Linked DNA regions of Homo sapiens: region 2 is linked to region 1. The links are chromatin loops, found by intact Hi-C in ENCODE. Cell type or tissue: natural killer cell. All regions are shown on one strand. Each heading gives the region's core, and the rest is flanking DNA. Links, peaks and the distances in the headings are about the cores only. Region 1 overlaps EIF4ENIF1 (eukaryotic translation initiation factor 4E nuclear import factor 1). Region 2 overlaps SFI1 (SFI1 centrin binding protein).

What was found. A loop is a pair of places that touch in the nucleus more often than their neighbours do. Peaks named below come from ENCODE experiments on the same cell type or tissue, not always from the same donor. Only the 100,000 strongest peaks of a DNase experiment are listed, where the experiment ranks them.
Region 2: it touches region 1 in a loop (8-fold over the local background); 1 of 110 quality-filtered maps calls a loop at or near these places.

Annotation. Positions count from the first base shown.
Region 1 is chr22:31,449,176-31,454,558 of GRCh38, reverse strand. It overlaps EIF4ENIF1 (eukaryotic translation initiation factor 4E nuclear import factor 1), which reads left to right. Exons shown (of 19, transcript NM_019843.4): 10 at 183-415; 11 at 4,199-4,270; 12 at 5,028-5,211. Among named protein-coding and RNA genes, the nearest start is that of EIF4ENIF1, 38 kb to the left of the region's middle. In natural killer cell, for the core only: no CTCF peak of the experiment used is centred there; a DNase peak (open chromatin) is centred at 2,658.
Region 2 is chr22:31,523,012-31,528,394 of GRCh38, reverse strand. The region is part of intron 2 of SFI1 (SFI1 centrin binding protein); the gene reads right to left. Among named protein-coding and RNA genes, the nearest start is that of SFI1, 29 kb to the right of the region's middle. RefSeq lists an enhancer at 1,960-2,169. In natural killer cell, for the core only: no CTCF peak of the experiment used is centred there; DNase peaks (open chromatin) are centred at 1,994 and 4,094; H3K27ac peaks cover 338 bases.

The DNA of each region.
Region 1 (5,383 bases), core at 231-5,230:
CATCTCTTAGTACACAATTTGATTTTAAGTGTTATTAGTTTATTTTTGGTGTCAGTCTTTTCTGACAGTCTCATCTCAATTTTGAAATAAATTATTTTCATCTTATCTGTCATACTAGCCAAAGAGAATTCCTACCAGATATCTCTTTGCTTGATTTAACCTGGACGTTCTCAACTTCTCAGCACATTCAGGGGTTGTGCTTTCAGTGGAGGAGGTAGAAGCAGGTCTGAAGGGCTTGAAGGTTGACCAGCAAGTGAAGAATTCAACTCCCTTCATGGCAGAACACCTAGAAGAGACCTTGAGTGCCGTAACCAACAATCGACAACTGAAGAAAGACGGAGACATGACTGCGTTCAACAAGCTAGTGAGCACAATGAAGGCAAGTGGGACTTTGCCTTCTCAGCCCAAAGTCAGCGTAAGTATCTGACACAAACCCCCCACCCTTTTCTCCTTTTTTTTTCTTCTTTTTCCCACCACAATAAAAGGATTTTTAAAAAGGTATTCTGAGTAAGTTGGAAATTCTTTAGTAGTCATTTGGTCCTTGATGCTTTTGTGTGTTCCTTAATTATTGATATGCTATTTGTTACTGGAAAAAGCAGGCTTGTGGTTAATTTATATGTATTGTGGGTGACAGTATAAAGATTAAAAGATTCAGTCTTAATGGTAATGCCTGTATAACTTTAAGTCACTGCTAAAATGAGGTATAAAACTATCTTTTTGGATGAACTCCAGAGACAATTTTCTTGTTATTCAGCTACTTAAGTTCATATTCTTTACCATATTTGTATAGTAAAATCTTTATTCACATCTTCTAATTATTCCCAGATACCAGGGATTACCTGCATTCTTGCAGTCATACAAATCATTTGTAAAGTATCTAAGATGGGGCTGAGCACAGTGGCTCACGCGTGTAATCCCAGCACTTTGGGAGGCTGAGGCAGGCAGATCACCTGAAGTCAGGAGTTTGAGACCAGCCTGGCCAACATGGTGAAACGCCATCTCTACTAAAAATAAAAATTAGCCAGGCGTGGGGGCATGCGCCTGTAATCTCAGCTACTTGGGAGGCCAAGACAAGAGAACTGCTTGAACCTGGGAAATGAAAGTTGCAGTGAGCCGAGGTCACGCCACTGCACTCCAGGCTGGGCAACAGAGTGAGACTGTCTCCAAAAAAAAAAAAAAAAAGTAAGATGGGTTTGTCAGGATAATTACATTCTGTCAATTTACTAATGGAAAAAGTTGTGGCTCCAAGTTAAAAACAAAACTTGTAGGCATGAAGTTAGGTTACAAGGTGACACAACTGCATATCACCTTGTAAATGCAAATGTTTATAATATACTGGTTCTTTGTCCTAACAATTTTGAGAGGGTAGTTCTTACCCATAGCCTATGTGTTAATATCACTATCTCTTGATACAAACTAATGTGGAAGCAGGGTAGATATGAATAATAAAAACATAAACATGGACTTATTCTAGTTGCTAAGTTATAGCAAATTTACCAAATTGAGTTTTCTCTCTTTTTTTCCTGTTCCCTGCTTGCCTGGGAACTTACCAGTTAGCCAAGATGCAAGTAGCAATAGCTGTTTGAATCATTATGTCTTATACCAAAAGAAAGCAACTGACTTTTAGCATTCCTTATCTGACCAATAGGACAGACAGAGGTTCCATTATTCCTTAGTGCCAGGACTGACCTACACTTGAAAGGAGGCACCTCAGATAGGTAGACTGACTTCTTTGTATCTGACCACACCATACCAGTTGCAGGAGAATGTCCCTGTAAAACTGCTTTAGAGTTACTTTTATACAAAGAATTATTAGATACAAATGCTTTCAAATGAAGATCAGACTGAAAGATGGTAGACTATCCTATTTTCCTTTCTCGTTACATTTGTGTCTTGGTGATTGGGTGCTGACTGCAATGGTGTGGTTCATATCTTATAATTAGCTTCTTTCTTTTGGTGTGAGCAACTAAAAATATGGAAGGGGGCATTCAGCAGTTTACCTGATGTTTTTCCACATTTTATTGCAGATATGATTCTAGGATTTGATATTAACACAATTTACTCGAGTTGTAAGGGCAGTTGGTTTGATGTTGGGGTTTTAGCACTCAGAAGTGTATCTGGTTTTAGCTGAGCAAATGAGCCTCAAACACCTGCCAAACGGATGGATGACACATTCAAGTGGCTAGGCAAAGGCTAAGACAAACTCAGCTAGCAGGAAAGAATACAACAAGGAAAGTAATGGAGTAAGAATAGCAGGTGTTATCTCAAAATATTGCTCAATTTGCATGTTGTTAAGTCATGGTTTACTTTTTGAATTCGGTGTCTTTAATTACTACTGCTGTGTATGTTTTGTATACTATTTCTGATCTGCCTCCATCCATTTAGGTTGTCATATTGGTTCATCCAAAAATAATACATGCTGGTTCAATCTAAATTCTGTTTTAAATTATAGATTCTATCCTCCAAGTATAATAAGCCATGCAGTATAAAGTTGTCTATTTGTTTTTATTAGATGGAAGTAAATGACTCTTAAAGAGATTACTTATAAAATCATCTGCCTTTAGTCCCAGTTCCAAAATCAACAATAAAATACTTGGGTATTCTTGAGCTATTTGTCATGCCTAGACACTGCTTTGGACTTTGACAGCTCCATCTAGTGGAAGGGAAACTACACCAGAGAAAGCACTTCACACAGAGCTAAATGGGCATAGGGATGTCCTGAAATGCAGGAGGGGACTCCAGGTTGGATGCACAAAATGTAACCACTGGCCAGGCCTGGTGGTGTACACCTATAGTTCGAGCTACGTGGGAGGCCAAGGTGGGAGGGTTGCTTGAACCCAGAAGTTCAAGGCCAGCCTGGAGAACATAGACCTGTCCCAAAAAAAAAAAAAAAAGTAACCACTACTGCTTTAAGAGTGGAGGATTTGAATTTTGCCCTGTATGTGATACCCATTTTGGAACAGCTCGTTTAAAAAATAATAAAGTTGCCGGGTGCGGTGGCTCATGCCTGTAATCCCAGTACTTTGGGAGGCCGAGGCGGGCAGATCACGAGGTCAGGAGATCGAGACCATCCTGGCCAACATGGTGAAACCCCGTCTCTACTGAAAAAAAAAAAAAATTAGCTGGGCGTGGTGGCATGTGCCTGTAGTCCCAGTTACTCAGGAGGCTGAGGCAGGAGAATTGCTTGAACCCTGGAGGCAGAGGTTGCAGTGAGCCAAGATCGTGCCATTGCACTCTAGCCTGGTGACAGAGCAAGACTCTGTCTCAAAAAATAAAATAATAAAGCTTAAATTTCCTGAAATATGAAACTCTGAAATATAACAATTTTGGCCAAACCTGCATGTTGTTTACTAGGATTTTAAAACCATATGTGTAGGCAGGGTGTGGTGGGTCACGTCTATAATTTAGCCAGCACTTTGGGAGGCCAAGGCCAGAGGATTGCTTGAGCCCAGGAGTTCAAGACCAGCCTGGGCAACGTGGCAAAACCCCATCTCTACAAAAAATATAAAAATTAGTTGGGTGTGGTGGCATACACCTGTAGTCCCAGCTACTCAGGAGGCTGAGATGAGAGGATCGCTTGTGTCTGAGAGGTCAAGGCTGCAGCAAGCCATGATTGCACCACTGCACTCCAGACTGGGCAACAGAACAAGACCCTGTCTCTTTTGTGTGTGTGTGTGTGTGTGTGTGTGTGTGTGTGTGTGTGTGTGTGTGTGTAGTATATATATATGTGTGTATGTATGTGTGTATATGTATGTGTATGTATATGTGTATATGTGTGTGTATATATGTATGTATATATGTATGTGTGTATATATGAGTGTGTGTGTGTGTGTGTGTGTCTCCAATAAATCTTGTTAAAGGTAATGGGTAGCAAGAGTTATCTCAAGTAAGTGTTCCCCGGTTTCACCATTTTTCCCCCTTTTGGTCACAGTGTTAGAAACAGGGAAATGGACTTAGGATTAGCATAGTGAGGATCTCTGAGGGGACTTTGCATGTACATGTGAACGGTCTTTCCATCCCCAGATCTTTGAGACCTGTGTGATGAGAGCGGAACACGTTGGTCTAAGTTTTCTGTGACTTGAGTATCATTCTGCTATTAACTCCCTAGGAGTATTTTATGCTTTCTTGTGGTCCCCAATCAATCTGTAAGTTAAGTGAGTTAAGAAAGTTAAAACCAGTTTTCTTTTGACTCTTTTAGCGAAACCTTGAAAGCCATTTGATGTCCCCTGCTGAGATTCCAGGCCAGCCTGTCCCTAAGAACATCCTGCAGGTACTTCACAATCTTATACTGAGGCCTTGGAGTCTTGAACAGTAGTCTTCTGAACCAGTTTTGCTTAGTGGTCCAACTTTGGGCCTTAGAAAATGATCTGTGTTGCCTGGCAATCAGAGAGGTGATATTGTTGCCTGACATAGTTTGGTGTTGCTTTTAATCTCAATGGGCAGGGGATAGGGGATGGCTAAAAAAGTTGACAAAGTAAGCCTTGACTTCTAGTTTCCTTTGCAGTTTCTGTGAAACTTAAAAGTATCTAGCCAGGCACGGTGGCTCACACCTGTAATCTCAGCACTTTGGGAGGCTGAGGTGGGTGGATCACCTGAGGTCAGGAGTTTGAGACCAGCCTGGCCAACATGGTGAAACCTTGACTCTACTAAAAATACAAAAATTGGCCTGGTGTGGTGGCACATGCCTGTAATCCCAACTCCTTAGGAGGCTGAGGCGTGAGAATCGCTTGAACCCGGTAGGCAGAGGTTGTGGTGAGCCGAGATCATGTCACTGCACTCCAGCCTGGGTGATAGAGTGAGACTCTGTCTCAAAAAAAAAAAAAAGGAACCTCTATTTATAGCACTAACTTAGAGCATATGTTGCTAGCTGAACATTCAGATAAATGTGTTGCATGTACACATGCCAAGTCCTTCAGTTGAGCATGAGGGAGATCCATCTTGTGGCTCTCAAAAGTTAATCCATAATTCACAGCCTCTGAGTAGAAGGAATAACTAAGTTCACAGGGATTTGGCTTTTCTGCCTTTAGGAACTTCTGGGTCAACCAGTTCAGAGACCTGCTTCTTCCAATCTTCTGAGTGGCCTTATGGGGAGCTTGGAGCCTACAACATCTTTACTGGGCCAAAGAGCACCCTCTCCTCCCTTGTCACAGGTGTTTCAAACTCGAGCAGCCTCAGCTGACTACCTTCGCCCAAGAATACCATCACCAATTGGTAAATATACTTATTTGTCAAAAGAAATATGAATTTATGGCCAGGCACGGTAGCTCATGCCTGTAATTCCAGCACTCTGGGAGGCCGAGGTGGGCAGATCACCTGAGGTCAGAAGTTTGAGACCAGCCTGGCCAACGTGGTGAAACCCCATCTCTACTAAAAATACAAAAAT
Region 2 (5,383 bases), core at 82-5,081, 74 kb before region 1:
TGGATTGCTGTGGCATGACCACAGCTCACTGCAGCCTCGACCTCCCAGGCTCAAGTGATCCTCCCATCTCAGCCTCCCAAGCAACTAGGCAACTAGGACCACAGGTGCTCGCCACTGTGTCCTGATAATTTTTTTTTTTAAGAGATGAGGTCTCACTGTGTTGCCCAGGCTGGTCTTGAACTCCTGGGCTCAAGGAATCCTCCTACCACATCCTCCTGAGTAGCTGACACTACAGGCATGCACCACCATGACCAGCTAACTTTTTATTTTTATTATTTTTTTGAGATAAGGTCTTACTCTGTTGCCCAGGCTGGAGTGCAGTGGCGCGATCTCAGCTCGTTTAACCTCCGCCTCCCGGGTTCAAGCAATTCTCCTGCCTCAGCCTCCCTAGTAGCTGGGACTACAGGCACCCACTACCGTGCCCAGCTAAGTTTTGTATTTTTATTAGAGACGGGGTTTCACCATGTTGGCCAGGCTGGTCTTGAACTCCTGACCTCAGGTTATCCACCCACCTCGGCCTCCCAAAGTGCTGGGATTACAGGCTTGAGCCACTGTTCCCGGCCAATTTTTTATTTTTATTTTTTTAGAGACAGGGTCTCACTATATTGCCCAGGCTAGTCTCAAATTCCTGGGCTCAAGTAATCCTCTTGCCTCAACCCCCCAAAGGGGTGGCATTACAGACATGTACCACTGTACCCGGCCTGATCTCATTCTTGATCTCTTGCTTCAGAATATCTGCACTGAGGGTAAAGCACACGTATGTACACACAAACACACACACAAAGTTTAATATACTTTTTAAAAAATTTTATTGTATTGTTTTCTTGAAATAGGGTCTTGCTATGTTGCCTAGGCTGGTCTTGAACTCCTGGGATTAAGCAATCCTCCCAACTAAGCCTTCCAAAATGCTGGCATTACAGGTGTGAGCTACCACAATCAGTCTCTTAGATTTTGTTTTTTAAGAACAATTCGAAGTTTACTGCAAAATTGTGAAGAACGAACAGACTGTTCCCACATACCCCTTTTTCTTTACACACACACAGCTGTATATGCTAAAATGAATATGTTTAAAGAAATGAAAGTCAAGAGTGAACATATTTGCAGGGCACGGGGTAACTATAAAAAGTAAGGTAGAAGCATTAATCACAACAGCCAAAAGGTAGAAGCAATCTAATTTTTTTTTTAAAGACAGGTTCTCAGCCAGGTACAGTGGCTCATGCCTGTAATCCCAGCACTTTGAGAGGCCGAGGCGGGAGGGTCACCTGAGGTCAGGAGTTTGAGACCAGCCTGGCCAACATGGCGAAATCCCGTCTCTATTAAAAATACAAAAGTCAGCCGGATGTGGTGGCGGGTGCCTGTAATCTCAGCTACTTGGGAGGCTGAGGCAGGAGAATCGCTTGAACCCGGGAGGCGGAGGTTGCGGTGAGCCATGCCATTGCACTCCATCCAGCCTGGGCGACAGGACAGGACAAGACAGGACAGGAAGAAAGAAAAAAATAAAATTCCCTGATAGTTCCAACGTAGGTATTGATGGCCAGGCACGGTAGCTCAAGCCTGTAATTCCAGCATTTTGAGAGGCTGAGGCAGGCGGATCACCTGAGGTTAGGAATTTGAGACCAGCTTGGACAACATGGTGAAACCCCGTCTCTACTAAAAATACAAAATACAAAAATTAGCCGGGTGTGGTGGCACACGCCTGTAGTCCCAGCTACTCAGGAGGCTGGGGCACGAGAATCACTTGAACCCAGGGGGCAGAGGCTGCAGTGAACTGAATGCACTCCAGCCTGGGCGACAAAGTGACACTCTTGTCTCAACAACAACAACAAAACATAGGTATTGATATGGTTTAGCTGTGCCCCCACCCAAATCGCATCTGCAATTGTAGCTCCCATAATCCCCACGTGTCATGGGAGGGACCTCATGGAAGGTGATTAGATTATGGTGGTAGTTCCCCCATGCTGTTCTCATGATAGTGAGTAAGTTTCCACGAGATCTGATGGTTTTATATGGGGCTTTCCCCCACTTCACCCTGCACTTTCTTTCCTGCCGCCATGTGAAAAAGGACGTGTTTGCTTCCCCTTCCACCATGATTGTAAGTTTCTTGAGGCCTCTCTAGAAATGCAGAACTATGAGTCAATTAAACCTCCTTCCTTTATAAATTACTTATCTCAGATATTTCTTCATAGCAGCATGAGAATGCTCTAATACAGGTATCATATTTGAGTATGGTACTGTTCAGTGCTTTGCTTCTATAAGATTATCTAGTACTACTCCCAAAAAATAAAACTTAAATCTAATTAAGTCTCTAAATCCAGTTACCAATTTGCAGAAAAAGGTTGAGAACAGAGGACAGAAGAACATGCTAAAATGCACACAGGCCCTATAAAAATACCAGTGACATTCTTCACATAAATAGGAAAAACATCTTAAAAATTGTATAGGACCACAAAAGATCCCAAATAGCCAAAGTGATCCTCAGCAAAAAGAACAAAGCTGGAGGCATCACACCACCAGACTTCAAAATAAACCACAAAGCTGTAGTAACCAAAACAGCATGGTACTGGCATAAAAACAGACACATAGGCCAATGGAACAGAACAGAGAGTATCAAGTTATTAAGCTACTTTATCTATCTATCTATCTATCTATCTATCTATCTATCTATCTATCTATCTATGAATGACAGAGTCTCATTCTGTTGCCCCACTGGAATACAGTGATGCAATCACGGCTCACTGCATCCTTGACCTCCCAGATTCAGGTGATCTTCCCACCTCAGCCTCCTGAGGAGCTGCAACTACAAGTACATGCTACCACCTGGCTAATTTTTTGTAGAGATGGGGTTTTGCCACATGCGCAGGATGGTCTTGAACTCCCAGGCTCAAGTGATCCGCCTGTCCTGGTGTCCCAAAGTGCTGAGACTACAGGTGTGACCCATCGCACCCAGTGCCAATTTATTTTTGACAAAGGCTCCAAGAACATTGGGGAAAGGACACCCTCCTTAATAAATGGTGCTGGGAAAAGTGAGTATCTACATGCAGAAAAATGAAACTAGACTCCCCACCTCTCACCCTATACAAATATCAACTCAAAATGGATCAAAGACCTAAATGTAAGATCCAAAACTAGAAAGCTACGAGAAGAAATACTTCAAACGTCTAGGAAAAGATTTTATGAATAAAACATCAAAAGCACAGGCAACAAAAGCAAAAGTAAACAAAATGGGATAATCTCAAAAACTTCTGCTCAGCAAAGGAAACAATCAACAGAGTAAAAAGACAACCTATAGAATGAGATTACAGGCTGGGCGTGGTGGCTCATGCCTGTAATCCCAGCAGTTTCGGAGGCCAAGGCAGTCAGATCACTTGAGGTCAGGAGTTCAAGACCAGCCTGGCCAACATGGTGAAACCCCATCTCTACTAAAAATACAAAATTAGCTGGGCGTGGTGGCATGCACCTGTAATCCCAGTTACTCGGGAGGCTGAGGCAGGAGAATCGCTTGAACCTGGGAGGTGGTGGTTGCAGTGAGCCAAATTTGTACCACTGCACTCCTGACTGGGTGACAGAGTAAGACTCCATAAAAAAAAATGGGATTACAAATATTATAAAAAATATGTGCAAACTATCTGACAGAGGATTAATATGCAGAATATACAAAGAACTCAAACATCTCAACAGCAAAAAAAAAAAAAAAAATCCAATTAAAAAAGGGGCAACTTTGGGAAGCTGAGACAGGCAGATGGCTTCGGTCCAGGAATTTAACACCAGCCTGGGCAACACGGCAAAATCCTGTCTCTACAAAAAATTGGCCAAGCATGGTGGTGTGTGCTTGTAGTCCCAGCTACTCCGGAGGCTGATCTGAGAGGATAGCTTGAGCCTGGGAGGCAGAGGTTGCAGTGAGCTGAGATCCCACCACTGTACTCCAGCCTGGGTGACAGAGTGAGACCCTGTCTCAAAAAAAAAAAAGTGAGGGGAGCAAATTCTCTGAATAGACATTTCTCAAAAGAAGACATACAAATGGCTAACACATATACGAAGAAATGCTCAACATCACTATCAGGAAAATGCAAATGAAAACCACAATGAGGTGTCATCTTACTTGTTAGGTGACTGTTGTCAAAAAGACCAAAAAACATAACAAATGCTGGCAAGGAAGCAGAGAAAAGGGAACACTTTTTATTTTTATTTTTTTTGAGATGGAATCTCACTCTGTCGCCCAGGCTGGAGTGCAATGGCGCCATCTCGGCTCACTGCAACCTCCGCCTCCTGGGTTCAAGCAATTCTTCTGCCTCAGTCTCCCAAGTAGGTGGGACTACAGGTGCACGCCACCAAGCCCGGCTAATTTTTGTATTATTAGTAGACACAGGGTTTCACCATATTGGCCAGGCTAGTCTCGAATCCCTGACCTGGAGTGCAATGGCACAATCTCAAAAAAAAAAAAAAAAAAAGTAGTCCTTGCCATGGTGTGCTATTGTTGCAACTTAGGTTTAATACAAAAATCACTTGCTTAATCTACAAGGAACACTTATAATTGCCAATTAAAGAGTAGAATAGTAGAAATATATCAAGATTTGGAGTAAAAAAAAACACCCTGATTCCACAGATTTGAAGTTTATGGCAAATCACTTGATTTTTTCCTACCCTCAGTATCCTCCCCTGTAGATGGAGATAATATTGTTTGGGGTTGTGGGAATCAAAGGAGATAATGGACTTCACAGATTTGAAGTTTATGGCAAATCACTTGATTTTTCCTACCCTCAGTATCCTCCCCTGTAAATGGAAATAACATTGCTTGGGGTTGTGGGAATCAAAAGAGATAACGGACTTCACACTCTAAAGACAAACTGTTTACTATTCAGATACCTGAATTTCTAAGGTGTGATGATAGACTGGCTTATTCTTCAGGCTCAACTTCATAAAATAAATTTATGGAACCACAATACATATATTTAATTGTGTTAACTTGGAAATTAAAACTGGATTTTTTCCTCCTGATTTGGGAAAGTGGTTTCTAATTTCTAAAACATAACATCATCAGTTTATACATTTACACTGAAGGTGGGTGAGACTCTGGCCAAATACTGGTCATTTGTAAATGGCCCTCCTTAACAAGACAATCTGTACAGGAAATTACATTATAAAAAGAAAATATCATTGTATTTACTGGCAGTAGAAGGAATGTGAAGGAGAAAATAATTATCTATTACTACAATGAGATATGTATCCTATGGCCTGAATTTTCTGCTTTAAAAATATTTATTTTCTTATTATAAAAGCAATACAGCATATGTCCACAGAAAAACTTGTACACAATGTTCACAGCAGCATAATTCACAATAGCCAAAAGGTGGAAACAACCCAGATGTTCATAAACTGATAATGG